2 separate regions of the Homo sapiens genome follow, and region 1 is linked to region 2. The links are chromatin loops, found by intact Hi-C in ENCODE. Cell type or tissue: ascending aorta. All regions are shown on one strand. Each heading gives the region's core, and the rest is flanking DNA. Links, peaks and the distances in the headings are about the cores only.

Region 1 (8,337 bases), core at 129-8,128, 51 kb after region 2:
CTGTTCCCTCTCAGCTCCTGTTTGCCTTTTGGGATCCTTCTCCATCATTTCACCAATCACCAAAATCAAGTTTACTGTCACCTGCTGCTGAGCTGATGTAGCACACTGTCCCATTCTTACCTGTGCGTTTCATAAACTACTCTGTAAACCTTTCAAAAGCTTAACAGTGAGTTATTCATCTTTATAGCATCAACACTCAGCACAGTGAATGGCACAAAGTGTGTGATTGACAGGTGAATGAATGACAAACCCTTTTTCCCTTTCTCCTTAGCTGGAAACCCTGCTCAAAATGACACAGGAGTTAAAAAGCAATTACTTAGGCAGATAAGGTATGGAAGTCCCTAGTAAGGTTTCCCTTTTAATGAAAAGCAGCCCCAAATAATTTTCTTTTCTAACAAAGAGCAGCCTGTAAAATCAATCTGCAGACACAGACAAGCAAGCTGGAAAGTTGCACGGGTGAGTACCTGCAGCTGTGCCAACAGGAAGAGGCCACCTGGGGCCAGGCATGTCCAACATGGAGGCTCCATCTTCCCTTTGCCTTATCAGCCAGTTGCACAGTAAGGAGCAGACAACACAGCTCTGGCCCGGTTAAAAAATGCATTTGCATAATAAAAGATTAGGGTGGGGAGGCCAGCTTCTTCACATGCTATGTAAACGTCACACCTGGTCCAACCAATCTTTGGGCCCTGTATAAATCAGACACTGCCTCCTCAAGCCTGTCTATAAAACCCTGTGCACTAGAGCAGGCTGGAAGTCCCACTCGGGCATCCCCCTCTCTCTCAGGGGAGAGAGCTATTCTCCTTTCTTCTTCTTTTGCCTATTAAACCTCCTCTCCTAAACCCACTTCTTGTGTGTCCATGCACTCCATTTCCTTGGCATGAGACTAACAAACCTCAAGTATTTACCCCAGACAACAGTGCCGCTTCAAAAAGACCAAGATGTGAGGCAATTGGACGCACCTAGCATGTACCTCCCAACACAAACAGCTCCAGCCTGCCTTGCAGTAGACTTTTGACCCAAGACGGCTCTTTCTCGGGAGTTTCGGTTCTGACCTTAGTGGAGAAGATTATTTTTCTCCCTGTTTATAGAATTGCATAGATATGAGCTTGAAGCTACTTATGGCAACCTTCCAGAGAAGTTTGTCTGGAGAAGTAATAACTTACATATAGAAACAAGAAAAAAAAAAAGAAAGTGTGAGTCTCAGTTTCAGCTCTGGTTCCTGTCATCCAGAAGACTACTGACTTCTATCTATTAGCTTATGAGATCCAATCTATTCCTTTTCTTCCCACCTTTTTCCTGGAGGAAGAGTTCAATGGTGCTCATCTGGGACAATTTTGCCCCCAGGGGACATTTAGCAATGTCTGGAGACAGTTTTGCTCCTCACAACTTAGAGGAGTGTTGGCCACTGATGGTGGGTAGAGGCCAGGAACGCCGCTAAGCATCCTAAAATGCACAAGGCAGCCCCTACACACACATAACAAAAAATGATCAGCCCTCAAATGTCAGCGTTGGAAAAATCTGAATTCGTTCACTCATCCCTTATAGCAAGAATGCTAGCCAATTCATTTATATCTCAGACGTCTGAAGGCTACGCCCTGAGGCTGAAGGCTGCACACTCTACTTTGTGAGGGAAATCCATCAGGTTACATCTGCAAGTCAACTTCACAAAACATTCATTCTACAGAGGGGAAGTTTCCATGCTAAAAGAACTGATTTCTGTTTGCACACTATCTTCACTGGAATGGATGCGAAAAACACTTTCTTCCTTCTTGGTTTGGCTCCCTTTTTGTCAATGTTACAGACATACCTTTGAAGTTAAATTAAGTGTCAACAAAGCTGATTAGCCCTGTTTTTGTTTTTGTCATTGTTGTTTTTGAAACAATTCTATCAATGTTTCAAGGTTTATGCAGGCTGTAGCTGTGGGCTTATTAATTTAACTTGGAAGAATTCTGTCTTCCTGGAGAATAAAGGTCTATTTTTCTGCAATTTGCTGCCTCTGCGCTGTTTAAGAAACCTTGGTCCCTGAAGTCTTATTGATTGGTGCAGGTCACTGATTTTTTTAATGAACTCCTGTTCAATACAGAATATGAGTGGCCATCTATTGATTCAAGTTCAATTTCAAGGGATCCCGTCTTTGCAGAGAAAGGCCCTTCTAAATGTTTCCTGTTTTCCTTTTTTTAGTTTGGCTTTTTTTTTTTTTTTTTTTGCTTTTGCTTCATTCTGTGCTGTTTGCGGTACACCTCACCTTCAGTACAACAGTGAAATGAGATGCTGCTCCACATGAATGCCATTGATTGGCCATCTGGTTCCCTGCAGAAGTGTTTGCTTTTCAGTTGCTTCCCCAGAGGGTCAAAAGCTCATTCTAGACATTGATTGACCTTAGCATCCTCCACCCAGCCCATCAGCACTCACCGTGAAACTGCTATGCAGTCGCGATTCACAGGACCCTCCCATAAATACACCACCTAATTAAAAAACATCCTTGAACATCATCAGCTGGTTCCTCAATTTATAGAATACATTATGGATGGTTGCTCATGGCCAACTAACACACATTCTGGAGAAGGGTGAATCAGGCTCATTTTCCTTGTTTAATCCCCGAAGGATCGTGGGCATGTAAATTCTCAAGCCTTAGTCTCTAGCTGTGAAATGGAGATATCATTCATATTCTAGAAATATGTCTTTCAAACCTGTCTTGAAATAATCAACATAAAGGGCTCCTGGAGGGGCCAGACACCTGAAATCCAGCCAAGTGAGTTCTCCATCCCCTTCTCTCCTGGTTTCTGTAAGGAAAGGATAATGAGAAGGAACTTGAGGAAACTGGCAACTCTTCTCATATTAATCCTAAAACAGACCAGAGGACCCTTCCATAGAACAGACTACTTATTTTGAAAAGACTAAGAAACCAAGTCTTGGAAATATGAAGCCACTTGCCAAGGTAACCAAGTGTGGTGGAAACAGGATTTGAATTCATCCTGTGTGGCTCCAGACTCTGCATTCTGCTGCGTGGATGTCAACACAGGTGTTTACCCAAACGCAACCACAATTCTAAAGGCTGTTTAAAATGTGTCATCAGAAATATGAAATAAAAAGGAATGGAGCATTTTATTTCCATTGTGAAATGAACATGTGTGTGTGCAGGACTAGAGGAGAAATAGTCTTGGGGAAAGCTGTAATAGATAAGGTGATCGGGTGGAATTTGGATGTTTACAAAATCTATTTAAGTATAAAATGGAGTAGGGAGTAAATGACAAAGCCTCCAGGACTCTAGGTGAGCTAGCAGTGAAAAGAAGGAATCAGGGCCCTCCTGGAACTTGGAAAGGGTGCAAATGTGTCTGCCTGGCTCTCAGGCTAAACTCCAGCCACCTGCTAGAAAGCTGCCCAACGAAATCTCAGGAATCTGTATACCTGACAGCCACACTTAGCAAGGGGCAGGGTCACTGCCCTGTTCAATGTCAATTGGGCAGCCAGCCGGGTGGCAGCGGGGGCAAACTTCAATCAGAAAAACTAGTTTTCTGCACACATCTTTAAAAGCACCTTACTCTCTGCTTTGTAGAAGCAAGCACTATGCCTTACAGTCTTTTATGGAAAGATCAGCTTTCTGAGACAGAACCAAGTGGGGGAAACCAAACTCCATAAAGCAGGTGCCCTCAAAGGTCAGCCAGGCTTAATCTGCCACCACTAAGGATGCTGAGAGGTGTTAGCCGAGTGAATGCAAGACAGTGTTGCCACTGAACTTCAGAATGTCTGAATGTCACTTTGTGTTAGAGCAAAGATCACAAGGGAGAACTTGACAGCCTTAATAGCTGTGACTAATAACAGCCTATAAGGTTTAGTAAAAAGAGCCTAATAAGGGCTGACCACAGCTGAGCTATGGCCCTTTTGAGTGGTCAAAGGAAAGGGCTCTCCTTTCTGTTCTCAGCACACCTGGAAAATGCTCCCTTGCTTAATTCTTTAGCCCTGCAGAGACACAAGTGAATTATTTCCAGGAACAGCAAAAATCATTATAATAAAATGATATTTTATATTTGTTTCACGATTTGCATTTTACAAATTCCCAGTTGTTCAAAATTCCTTACTCAGTACCGTGTCCCATTTGGCTTAAAGACGCACTTGGAAACATTACTATTTGCTATTTAACTGAGTGACGAATGATGGTATTGTGTCAGGTTCACATGATGACAGGGCTTGGGAGATGACCTGCATTTATCTTTTTGTTAAGAGGAAGAAACTGAGATGCTCAGAGTTGAATTGATCTGCTGATGTTCACAGCGTCAGTAGCCAAGAGAGGATCCTTGGTCCTCTATATCAAAGGCAAAACAGAGTGGTGGGTATAAACATAAAGGGCAGGATAATAGATACATAGGTTCAAATTCCAGACCCACAACTTATCACCCGTGAAGTCTTAGCCCAGTTACCTAAGCTAACTGTCACTCAATTTCCATGTCCGTAAAATGGGGGATAGTAAAATTACCTCCCTTGGAATGATTGAGCCTTCAATGAACTAGGCCACGTGAGTTTCTTGAGCAGTAACTGGTACATAGAAACCATTGCACAAACATTAGCTGTTATCATTACTTCAGTGCTATTTCTTCTATGCTATACTCATGTTTCAAGAGATCAGTCATGATGGAGAAGAAATTCATTATTTTTTGTCTGCCTAATAATAATTTCTGTTTCTTGAAGTAAAAGCACTCTGCTTTTCTTTTGGATAACCTCCACTTTCCAACGGCCAGTGCCTGCTATTTGAGTATAGGGCTGGATCCAGAAGTGGTCAAGTTATACAAGCAGAACTGACCAGCATATCCCATTCGCCTGACCAAAGCCATTATTTTGGACATGAGCATGTGGACCGAATTGCCCCAGTCAAAGCCAAATTTCAGGGCTTATTCCGAAACTCTTAGGAAAGAGAAGTTCCCTGAAAGCTTGGCTTGCTGAGCCTGGACTGCTTGACCCCCATTGAGAAAGGCATTTCCTGAAAGTAATTCGAATCAAGACAAAAGCGAAGCCAAATGTTGGAGTCAGAACCCTGCATGCCTTGCTTGTGAACCAAGATCCAGCTGGACCTAAGTCTGGGTCATGTTTAGTCTGACGTGAGTCAATATTCCATCACTTCCCTTAATTTCGCTTGAGCTGCTTTTCTGGCCCATGAAACTGAAGAGATCCCAGCTAATGCTCACAGTAACTTTTACAGGAGCCCAATATAAAGAATAGGAAGCTGATTAATTCTGCATAGGACAGGTGTTTAAATTGTGAACTAAACATCAAAACAGAAATAAAGGCTGTCTTTTGTCTTACGGATCACAAAATAAATATGTCTATAAAAGAAGACAATCAGGGCAATTTTTAAATAGGGTCTGAGGTCTGAGACACATTGGCAGCCCTAAGCGCTCTAAGACATCGCTCTTCTGTGAGACGTGCTCTGGCTGGTTGGAGATTTGGTGTGTGAGGCAGGGCCGAGGAAGGAGAAAAGCCCCTGGCAATGTTATCGAGTGAAAGGGGAAGCAGGGAAGCTTGCAGCTGCAAGGGGCCATGTTGCAGGACTTCAACTAAGAATGTGAGTTCTGGACTGGGCGAGCCAAAACAGAAATGAAGAAGAAAGAACTCTCTAATTATTATTGACATCAGAATCTACATAGTAGAGCAAAAGGTTAAGAACAAAGCTTTATCTATAGCGAAGTCAACAGGAAATAGATGCCACACATCCAATTAGAAAGAAAAAATAAATGTTTAAATTATAGGTGTAAAAAAAGACAAAATTAGGCAATAACATCCACACCGATTGACAATTTATACTTAAATGCTTGACTCCTGGTAACAAAGGGAAGGAAATTCATGCCCAGTAATTCATAGGAAATTTTGCCGACAACTGCCAAGGAGACGTCACCTTGAACATCTCTGGGTTTTCTAAACTTGTTGGTAAAATCGAGTTAGCACGGCTCTGCTGCTGTCTTCTGATAAGAAAGATACACGTGCAAAGGGAGTTAGAGTCCTATTTCTTAATTTCATATACTTTTCTTATGTCACCAGAAGAATATTGAGTCCTTAGCACTAGTTTTAGTTGTACCCACATCTGTGACTAAGAATCTACCTTCCACACTTTCTTCAACTGACCCTGATAGGAAGGTGAACCTATCAGTCAACAGGCAGAATTTACTTGCAAACTTTTCTTAGTGGGCTGGGGTAGTGTTTTATTATTTAATTTGATAAATAGGCAACATTTAAAAATCAAAACAATGGAGAAGCACTCCTGGAAGGGCAGACTTCCAAAAATTCTACCCTCCATCAACTCAATGAGAGTACTGCCAACAATCGTCAAAATCAATTTATTTTCAGAACTCTGGAAACTAACTAAAGGCTTGTGACAATCTCAGGAGTGTTCATTTAAGAAAAATCTACTGAATCTCAGTAAGAACAGTGAGCTTTGTGAATGTCTTAGCTTGCGCCATTTCCATGCTTCCACTCCCAGGCTCTGTGGCAGCTTTGAAAATCTGTCAGCTCCATGGAAAATTTCTATTCTAAAGGTTTTTCTTCAACTGACTTGTTCAGAACTTTCCCAGTCAATAGCCCTTTTTGCATCAAGAGTTGTCAAAAGTAATCTGCAACAACTGTATAACACTGTAACTGCCTAAAGCTATGGTTGTGGCTAACAAGAAGCTGACATAAAACAGAGAAGGAAAACCTTGGGAATGACTGGGAATGACATCCCCACAGGGGCTTTGGAAGGGTCCTACATATTCCTAAGAAAATAAAAGGCCACATGCATATGTAGGACTGTGCACATCCCAGGAATGACCTGAGAATGTGCCAGTCTCTCACCTCTCGCTGACTGTGAGGCTCTGCACAAGCAGGAAGTGAAGGCTAAGGCAGAGAGCTGCAAGCGGTCTGTCAAATTTCAAAGCAAACCTCATCAAGCACACAGAGCACCTGGGTAAAGGCTAGGAGACACATTGTCTCAAAGCCTTTAAAGGGGTATAAATCATTCTACCATAAGGACAGATGCATATGTATGTTAATTGCAGCACTATTCACAATAGCAAAGACATAGAATCAACCTAAATGCCCATCAACAGTAGACTGGATACACAAAATGTGGACACATACACCATGGAATACTATGCAGCCGTAAATCAAGTCCTTTGCAAGAACATGGATGGAGCAGGAGGCCATTATCCTAAGTGAACTAACACAGGAACAGGAAACCAAATACCACATGTTCTCACTTATAAGTGAGAGTTAAGACATCAGACATTGAGTACATATGGACACAAGGAAGAAAGCAAAAGACACTGGGGCTGACTTGAGGGTGGAGGTTGGGAGGTGGGTGAGGATAAAAAAACCACCTGTTGAGTACTATGCTTATTACCTGTGTGATGAAATTATATACCAAATCCCTGTGATATCTAGTTTACCTGTGTAACAAACCTGTACAAATACCTTTGAACCTAAAATAAAAAAGTTTTTAATTGGAAAAAATATAAAATTGCCATAGGCCGAGGTGGGCGGATCACGAGGTCAGGAGATGGAGACCATCCTGGCTAGCACAGTGAAACCCCATCTCGCAAGCTCCACCTCCCAGGTTCATGCCATTCTCCTGCCTCAGCCTCCTGAGTAGCTAGGACTACAGGCGCCCGCTACCACGCCCAGCTAATTTTTTGTATTTTTTTTTTTTTTTAGTAGAGACGGGGTTTCACCGTGTTAGCCAGGATGGCCTTGATCTCCTGACCTCATGATCCGCCCTCCTCAGCCTCCCAAAGTGTTGGGATTACAGGCATGAGCCACTGCGCCCGGCCTCTTTTCTTTTCTTTTTCTTTTTTTTTTTTCTTTTCTTTTTTTTTTTTGACAAAGTCTTGCTCTGTTGCCCAGGCTGGAGTGCAGTGGTGGAAACTCAGCTCACTGCAACCTCCGCATCGCAAGTTCAAGCAATTCTCCTCCCTCAGCCTGCCAAGTAGCTGGGATTACAGGTGTGTACCACCATGCCCAGCTAATTTTTGTATTTTTAGTAAAGATGAGGTTTCGCCATGTTGGCCAGGCTGGTCTTGTACTCCTGGCCTCAGGTGATCTACCCACCTTGGCCTCCCAAAGTGCTGAGATTACAGGCATGAGCCACCATGCCCTGTCTCTGCCCATTTCTTACCTGACTTCTAATCTAATCAAGAAGAGGCTCCAGGAGACACAAAAAACAGAAGACACAGACTTTTAAAAATTTGTCCAGGAAAGCTACTAAACAAAAAGGCAACAAGGACAACAAAAATAACAAACACCAAAAACAGTAAACCCTGGAGAGTAAAGGGGATTTGATTTCTGGAACTGCCACATTATAATATTCAAAATATT
Region 2 (8,337 bases), core at 181-8,180:
TAAACACAGGGAATAATGCTGGCATAAGCAGGTGTGAAACGAAAATAAATCTTGGGACCCCCAAATCACAAACTAAAAGGAAAAGTCATCCTGGGAACTGCTTAGGGCCAATCTGCCTCTCATTCTATTCAGTCATCCCTCTGTGACTCCCCTGACACAAATGCCTGTCTGATTGCTCCCTCTCCCCTATTGTTTATGTAAAAATGCAGATTCACTGAGCCAGACTAAACTGTGTATTTAGTGGAAGGCTGATCAAGCACTCGAAAGAATGCAACCTTTTGTCTCTTACCTACTTCTAACCTGGAAGCCCCCACTTCGAGTTGTCCTGCCTTAACAGACCTAACCAATGCACATCTTATCCATATTGATTGATGTCTCACGTCTCCCTAAAATGTATAAAAGCAAACTGTACCCCTGATCACGTTGGGCACATGTCTCAGGACTTCCTGAGGCTGTGTCTTTAACCCTGACAAAATAAACTTTCTAAATTGACTGAGATCTGTCTTTGATATTTGGGGTCCACACAAGTATAAACAGGAAACAAGTGTATTAATTGGAAATGTTTCCAGGTGCACGGCACAGAAGATTCAGCCAACCTTAAACCATGAGGATATGTGTGCCAGGCGCAGTGGCTCACACCTATAATCCCAGCACTTTGGGAGGCCGAGGCGGATCTCGAGGTCAGGAGATTGAGACCATCCTGGCTAACAAGGTGAAACCCTGTCTCTACTAAAAATACAAAAAAAAATTAGCCAAGCGTGGCGGTGGGTGCCAGTAGTCCCAGCTACTTGGGAGGCTGAGGCAGGAGAATGGCGTGAACCTGGGAGGTGGAGCTTGCAGTGAGCCGAGATTGTGCCACTGTAATCCAGCCTGGGTGACAGAGCAAGACTCCGTCTTGAAAAAAAACAAAACAAAACAAAACAAAACAAAACAAAAAACCATGAGGATATGTGTAATTTCCTTAAGAAGACTGAGGTAAATTCAGAACAGGTTTGTGATTAAGTCTTAAATTTGTGTCATCTTTCCAATGCTCCTTCCCAGAACAGCCTCTAAAACATGACGGGAAGACAGAGGCAAATGATGAGCTTTCTCACATTACAATTATTATCAAAGAGGTAAATATTGCTTAGAAGGCACAGAAGGTGTTACCAATGGAGGGTGTCCAGGTTCTTGGCTTCTTAAACAAAGAATTGGACACAACGTACAAACAAAGCCAGGAAAGAATGAAGCAACAAAAGCAGAGATGTATTGAAAATGAAAGTACACTCCACAGTGTGGGAGTGGGCCCAAGCATAGGGGCTCAGGGCACCGTTACAGAATTTTTGGGGGTTTAAATACCCTCTAGAAGTTTCCACTGGTTACTTGGTGTACGTCTTAAATAAATGAAGAGGGTGAAGTAAAATTACAAAGTCATTTACTCAGCCTATGGCCTATGGAGATGACATTTCCTGTCACAGCCGATGTGTAAATTGGCCTTATGTTCCCTGCCTCCAGACCCTATTTTCCTGCCACAAAGATATTTCCTAATATCTGTTTGAGTAAAACTGGGTTACTTGCCCCATCCCTGAACCAGTCATTGACAGGGGAATGGGATTACCTCCATTGGATTAGGCTAATCATGAGCCATCCCTTGGGATGGGGGGAGGGTCTACAGCTGCCTATCATGGTGGACTTCCAACCTGGTCAGCCACAACATGGGAGATTGTTACCTTAGGACATAATTCTAGATGACACAAAATCTGCCATTTAAATCACACTCAATTATATGGCGACCAAGGGATTCCCTTTCCACAAGATTTGGGTTCTTCTGGCTGTTGGGTTTTGAAGGGAAGGCGAGGGCTAAAGAAAGATAGAGAGAGAGTTGGCGGCTCTACGGCAAAGCAGATTTTTATGTCCAGCACTAGGACCAGCTTAACGTCAGAGCCCACTGATGCTTACAGGCTGGCGTCATTTATAGGTTTGGCAGGGGGATGTCTGGGCAGTACGGTTTGCTGCCCAGCAGGATATTGGTAAGATGGTCCTATGATCAGGTGGTTTGGCCCTTTCTCCTGTGAGATGTGATAGGATGTTCCTTGGACCTTTGCCCAGCGGGATATGGTAGGGACATTCCTTCAGTTGAGCCTTTGCCTGGCAAGGTATGATAAGGATGTTCCTACGCCTTGCGGTCAGGTGGTTAGTAGGATGTTTCTCACGGCCTGAGCCCCGGTGGAATGTTTCACTCTCATCAAGGTCTGTGAAACTGCGGGGGCTTACAAAATGCTGCAGTTTGGACTAACGCCAGCTACATTGAGAATTCTGTTTGATGCTTACATAACTGAAAATCCTCCTGCTACCACTGAATCTTCCTTTCTGACCACTCCCAAAGAAAAGCAGAACTCAGGCAGTAAACCTGAAGCACATAGTGGTAACTAGGTAATGATATTTCATGTTTATCTATTGTATTTACTTCCATAATTACCTTTGATTTTTGACAAGTGATAATGGTTTTCCATTCATCATGTTGGTATAGTTTCCTGTTAGAATGTCCTTTTCAAATATATTTATTTAAGTGACATAAGACTTTTAAATTAAGTAGATTAAGTAATCTACTTAAGTAGATAATAGTACAGCCATTATGGTAATTATAGGAAATTTTGTAAGAATATTTGAGGATGGGGGTGGTGGCTCACCCCTGTAATCCCTGCACTTTGGGAGGCCGAGGTGGGTGGATCACTTGAGATCAGGAGTTCAAGAACAGCCTGGCCAACATCATGAAACCCTCTCTCTACTAAAAATACAAAAATGTAGCCAGGTGTGGTGGCAAGCACCTATAATCCCAGCTACTAGGGAGGCTGAGGCAGGCAGGAGAATCGCTTGAACCCGGGAGGTGGAGGTTGCAGTGAGATCACGCCTGGGCAACAAAGCAAGACTCCGTCTCAAAAAAAAAAAAAAAAAAAAAAAAGAATATTTGACAAAAGACTGAAAATTGGAAAATGCTATTTAAAGCACAGTAGGAGAGACACGGGCTGACAGTGCAGCTAGACCCACACGGTAAACCAGAAAGCTGCCTCCAGATTAATTGATAAGGCAAATTACGTAAACATAAGCCCTGAGCCAGGTCTTGCTTTCCTCTGACAGCATCTGGCCACTCCACAATCAATCCCCAAACACCCAAATTGTTATAATTTTAATCATCAAAATATTGCATTGTTTCAAAGTTTGAGCCAACAATGGCATTTGTTATTAACTACTGCCAAAATTACTGTTATTTCTGAAAACATCCTGATTCAGTTCAGTCATTATTAATCATCTATTGATTTCTTGTTTTTATATTTGAAAGTACAATGACTGAAGAATTCATAGGCTGATATTTTTGTGTACATAACATGCACATCTACACAAACACCCACAGTCAATATTTCACACCCAGAAAAATCTTGTGCTTCACCCTGTGTATTTAACATAGCCTCAAAGGTACAAAAGTCTTGATTTTGGATAGCACATATTGTAACGATGTTTTTCAAAGGGTGCCTGCTTCACTGGTGTTGTACAATATGACTTTACGTGACACCCAGACAGTGTTAAACAACATAAAGTCACATGGGAGACATTTTATTTCATCTTCCATCTTCATTTCAATTCTCTCTCAACCCTTCACATTACACTGAAGAGAAAGTCTCATTTGGGGGATGAAATATTGTTAAGACCTCCAGCCCTCACTGGTTTTCCTTTTAATCAAAGGCAGCATGAGGATCAAGCTCAGCCCCTCTGGAAAGCATCAGAATCTAATAGCAATGGGCATTTTTTACTTTCACCAGTCAGATTGCTTAACTACGGTTAACAGTTGAATGACGTGGATGATGAATTAGCTCTCACAACTGGCGGTCTGGAGACATGCCTTTCTCAGGGATCTAAGGCTCTGTCCGTGCAATTCTTCCAGACTTCCTTAGACAGAAATTCCTGCCTGGGTGCCAAACATCAAATCTATCACCCTCCCAAGCAAGAAGAAAGTGGGGCAAGAAAAAAATGTGTTTTTTTTTTTGAAAGTTCTATCTTGTTTTTCTTATGATTTTTTTTCTTTAATTGTTTATGTTGGCTTGTCTCTTTATTCTTATTTGGCTTTCGTTGTCATTGTTCTTTGCCTGTCCCCATTCCCAAAGCACCACGTCTGACTTCCCCTTTTGCCTCATTGGCCACTATCAGGTCACATGCCTATCCTTAGCCCAATCACTGGCAATGGGGAGTGGTAACACATGTCTGACTCAGACCAATCAGGCTGTACTCCTTGGGACAGGGGATGGGATACCCAGCTACTCTCAGCACAAAATTGAGATTGTTTGGCAGGAAAACAGAAAAGTGGCTTCTGCTTGGGCAATGAATACAGTCAAACACAATTGTTTATATGTACTATTTTTCAGTTTAAATTCCATGTATGACAACAATATAAGACAGAAGAACTGTAAGCTCATCAGAAGAGACACTACATTGCACAAAGGTGGTGTGTGGTGATGCTTGGTACTGAGTGGATTTGGCTAAACTATTAGATAGGATTCCTGGATGGCTGACCCTAGCTGTGTATATTATATTTCATGGGTGATTTGTGCAGGCTTAGAGTTTGTCAGAATAACCCCAGGACCTAGGAGAGATGGTAGAGTAACACTTAATGTTGTTCTTAGTTTTGTTCCTGTCTCTGCCAGAAAGACACTCAATGAGTGCCAGATGGAGAAGCGTCTCTGTTTCCCAGGCGTAACTGGATGTGTGGGAACTGGCAATTGGCATTCAAGGTGCAGCAAAGTTAAGCTGTCCCTCAGGGTAAATCACAGCACAGCCACTCATTCTTATAGTGAGGGGATGCTGGGGCACACCTCTGCACCTCTCAATCCAGTTTTCATTTTTCTCAACTTGGACATAAGATTTCCAGCAAAAGGCTGAGGATCTGTTGTTCCAAAGGAATGAACACATTCTGGATAAGGAAGAGTATGACCAATTGCTCATTAGCCAAAACAAACTAAGGTTTCCGATTCCATAATTTTTTTTTCTTTTCAAATAAGACTGTTGAGAATTCAGAATAGAAGTGCAGCAAAATCGTATACCCTTCTAATTGACAAACATTAATTCTCCATTAGTTACAGTTTGAATTATTAAAATATTGACATCAAATATAATAACTGTCAAATATAGTACTTATGGTATTCAAATAAAATTTAAAAACATCTAACCACACTCTTTTTCCCCCAAATACCTTTTAAATCATTTGATACCCCAGCAATTTGGGAGGCCGAGGCGGGTGGACCATTTGAGGTCAGGAGTTCGAGAACAGCTTGGCCAACATGGTGAAACGCCTTCTCTACTACAAATACAAAAATTAGCTGTGTGTGGTGGTGCATGCCTGTAATCCCAGCTACTTGAGAGGCTGAGGCAGGAGAATTGCTTGAACCTGGGAGGCAGACGTTGCAGTGAGCTGAGATTGCACCACTGCACCCCAACCTGGGCAACAGTGACATTTCATCTCAAAAAAATAAAAAATAAACTAAATAAATAAATAAATCACTTGATAAGACTAAATTGTCACTATCTTATCAGCTCAGTATAAATGTGGACCTGTTTATTTATCCCTTGCAAGGGCTGGTAGTACTTCTGTACTTCTATCATTTGATACTATTAATTTTGAAATATTTTATTCGCTTACCAGATATTTTCTTAATTTATACCTTGTCCTTGTCCAAATTATCATAAATTTCAAATGAAGGGCATTTGAGTTAATAAGATTTATGAACCGCAAAGTGGTTTTAGAGATCAAAGGAAAGTTTAATCAGGTCTAGGTATATGTAGAAAGCTCTTTCTTTGCCTCTTCTCAGTTGTTTTCCCTTTTTTTTTTTTTCTGATACAACTCACAGACTTGAGAGGATTTCCAAACTCCTTTGTCAAAGACGTGTAACTAAATCCTGGTCAAAGATACCTGTGAGGACATCTCAACGGGCACATCTGTAAGGGGATTCTTCCGTAATTAGTGAGATGCACATGTAGAAACCTGACTTTGTCCTTCTTTTGACCATGGTTGTGTGAATACAGTTGTATGGTTGTCTGATGCTAGGAGCTCTGGTAGCCATTTTAGGGCATGAGGTGGCAATATAAGGACCAAGCCAGTAGTCAGAAGAAACTGGAACAGGGGGATGGAAAAAGCCTGGGTGTTGGAAGACACTGGAGAGTTTCTGAACCAAACACATGGATGTGTGGCTTTAGGTATCTTGTTGTAGGAAAAAATATAACTTAGTCTTGGAAATCCTCTACTTGAGTATTTTTTAGTTGGCAATAACACAAGGTCACACTGGAAGAGGGTTTCCAATGAAACTGATTTTCTAAAGCTGAAGTTCCAGAACCTGAAATACATAGACAGAATATATTCTGGGTTCCCATGTAGGATTCCCAGAGGCCCTACAAGTTTTTAAAAAAATTAATAAAATATAGAATATTTCTTATTGTTTTGGCATGAAATTGACCTTAGCATAACTACTAGTTCTTTGCCACTGCAAATATTGACGCTTTTCCATGCATGTGTGAGTATAGATTTCTTCCATGGCACAAACTCAGCAAAGTGCACAGACCTCTCCCTTCCTTCTATTCAGCATTTTGAGCTCTGGGCTAGACATGTGAGACAGAGAGTTTCAATAAAGAAAGACTGATAAATGCAGTCAAAACCATTGGGATCTGGAATTGATTTATGGAGGTGGGGAAATCTGGCTTATTTCTTTCTGTTTCCAGTGAAAATCACAACTTTCTAATGCCACAGTATTTTGGAATATCTCATAAGAAAAACATAAAATTACCTTTTTTTTGGTAAGTGGCCTTAAAAAAATCTCCAAACTATATTAGCAAACTGAGCATATGAAAATTATTTTCCAGTTCAGATATATCAATTCTTCCCCCTAAAAGAAAAACAAAAACCAAATCAAGCTGAAACTGAGCTTCCTCCGTATTTTCCATGATTTTATTGGGCTTGTAAAAAGTAGAGGTTTTATTAAACTGTAAGACCATGGCAGATGGAGAAAGTATAATTTAGGGAGAGTAAATGAGCTGGGTTTTATATGCCTCCAGTATTTAAGGCATTGAAAAATATCTAAATAATTGGAAAATGATGCATTGTAGACACCAGGCTATTTCTCAGCTGAACGGCTAATAATCACTCCTTCCAGACTTCGAGATGTGTGTGTTTCCTCTAATGATGAGGAGTTAAAAATAACACTCCTGATTCTTCCTCCTGATGGGCAGGTCCCTTGCCACCAGGCATTCCACAAGAGGGAGGGTTGCAGGGATCTCCAAAAGAGCCCCACAATAAAACAAATGTGCATGTTCATCACATTATTCAAATGAAACATTAATTATTTCAGAACTTGCTCCAAATGTTCCCAAGCCTGGCTCATGATAATGAGCTCCTGGGCTTTTGTCTTACAGCTCACTGTTAATGTCATGCTAAATGGACTGCAACTGGACATGCTGCTTGGATGAATATTTATGTGCTGGAATGTTGTTTGATCTGGGGTTTCAGGGCCTGATGACATAGCTCATTTCCCTTCTCCCCTCCCCAGCTCGGCAGCTCCTTTCTCATCCATTTTTGTGGGGTAAAATACATGGTGCTGGCATAAGCTTCTGGTGCTACAACGAACACCAAGGGGTTTCTTAGCTCAAGGGGCTGATGTTAGGGTTTCCTCTACTTTACACATATGGAACGACTCTAATACTTAAGCCAGCCACTGCACTTTGTGGATGACACAAGAAAAGGGACTGAATGGTCTCTGGCACTACATTTTGTAGCTGTAGCAGCAGCCTCATTCTCATGACCCAAGGGCAGTGGTGGACTTCCATGTGGGATTATTGGAATGAACCATGGAATAGGAGGAAGGCTTGGATCCTAATCATAGCTCTTCCCTCAATTCACTGAGGGTTTATGGGCCAGTTCTAATGGCCAGGGTTCTTATCTGCAAAATGAAACACTAATATTCTGACCTAGCTGCCTCCAAGTTTCTTGAAAGGGTAAAATAATAGGACTGTGGGAAGTTATTTCCCAAGATAAGTAGCACCTGCAACTTTAAGTCAACATCTACCCCCAATCAATTGTGAGGTCAGACCAGGAAGACAGAGGCCAAACCCAGCATCACACTTTGACCTGCCCGGGAACACAGTGGGTAAGAGAAGAAAACATGGAGAATTATTTTACAGCTGTGATGTTGTCAATTGTACAATATCTACTCCAATTTCCTCCCATCTTTGAGATGACTGATAAGAATGCCTTATGTGTCACACAGGATCATAACACAAACTTTCTTCTCTTTCCTGATGCCCCTCTCAAATTTACTCAGT

The links. Peaks named below come from ENCODE experiments on the same cell type or tissue, not always from the same donor. Only the 100,000 strongest peaks of a DNase experiment are listed, where the experiment ranks them.
Region 1: a loop joins it to region 2, with 7 times the contacts of the local background. A loop is called at or near these places in 2 of 110 quality-filtered maps.

What each region holds. Positions count from the first base shown.
Region 1 is chr12:127,585,088-127,593,424 of GRCh38, reverse strand. No RefSeq gene overlaps it. Among named protein-coding and RNA genes, the nearest start is that of LINC02411, 47 kb to the left of the region's middle. In ascending aorta, for the core only: no CTCF peak of the experiment used is centred there; a DNase peak (open chromatin) is centred at 4,974; H3K27ac peaks cover 2,688 bases.
Region 2 is chr12:127,636,227-127,644,563 of GRCh38, reverse strand. It overlaps LINC02411 (long intergenic non-protein coding RNA 2411), which reads left to right and starts at 8,097. Exons shown (of 4, transcript NR_120451.1): 1 at 8,097-8,162. LOC124903051 (a long non-coding RNA gene) reads right to left here. Exons shown (of 3, transcript XR_007063524.1): 3 at 5,583-6,905. RefSeq lists a silencer at 2,006-2,300. In ascending aorta, for the core only: no CTCF peak of the experiment used is centred there; DNase peaks (open chromatin) are centred at 2,138, 3,863 and 4,193; H3K4me3 peaks cover 711 bases; H3K27ac peaks cover 1,926 bases.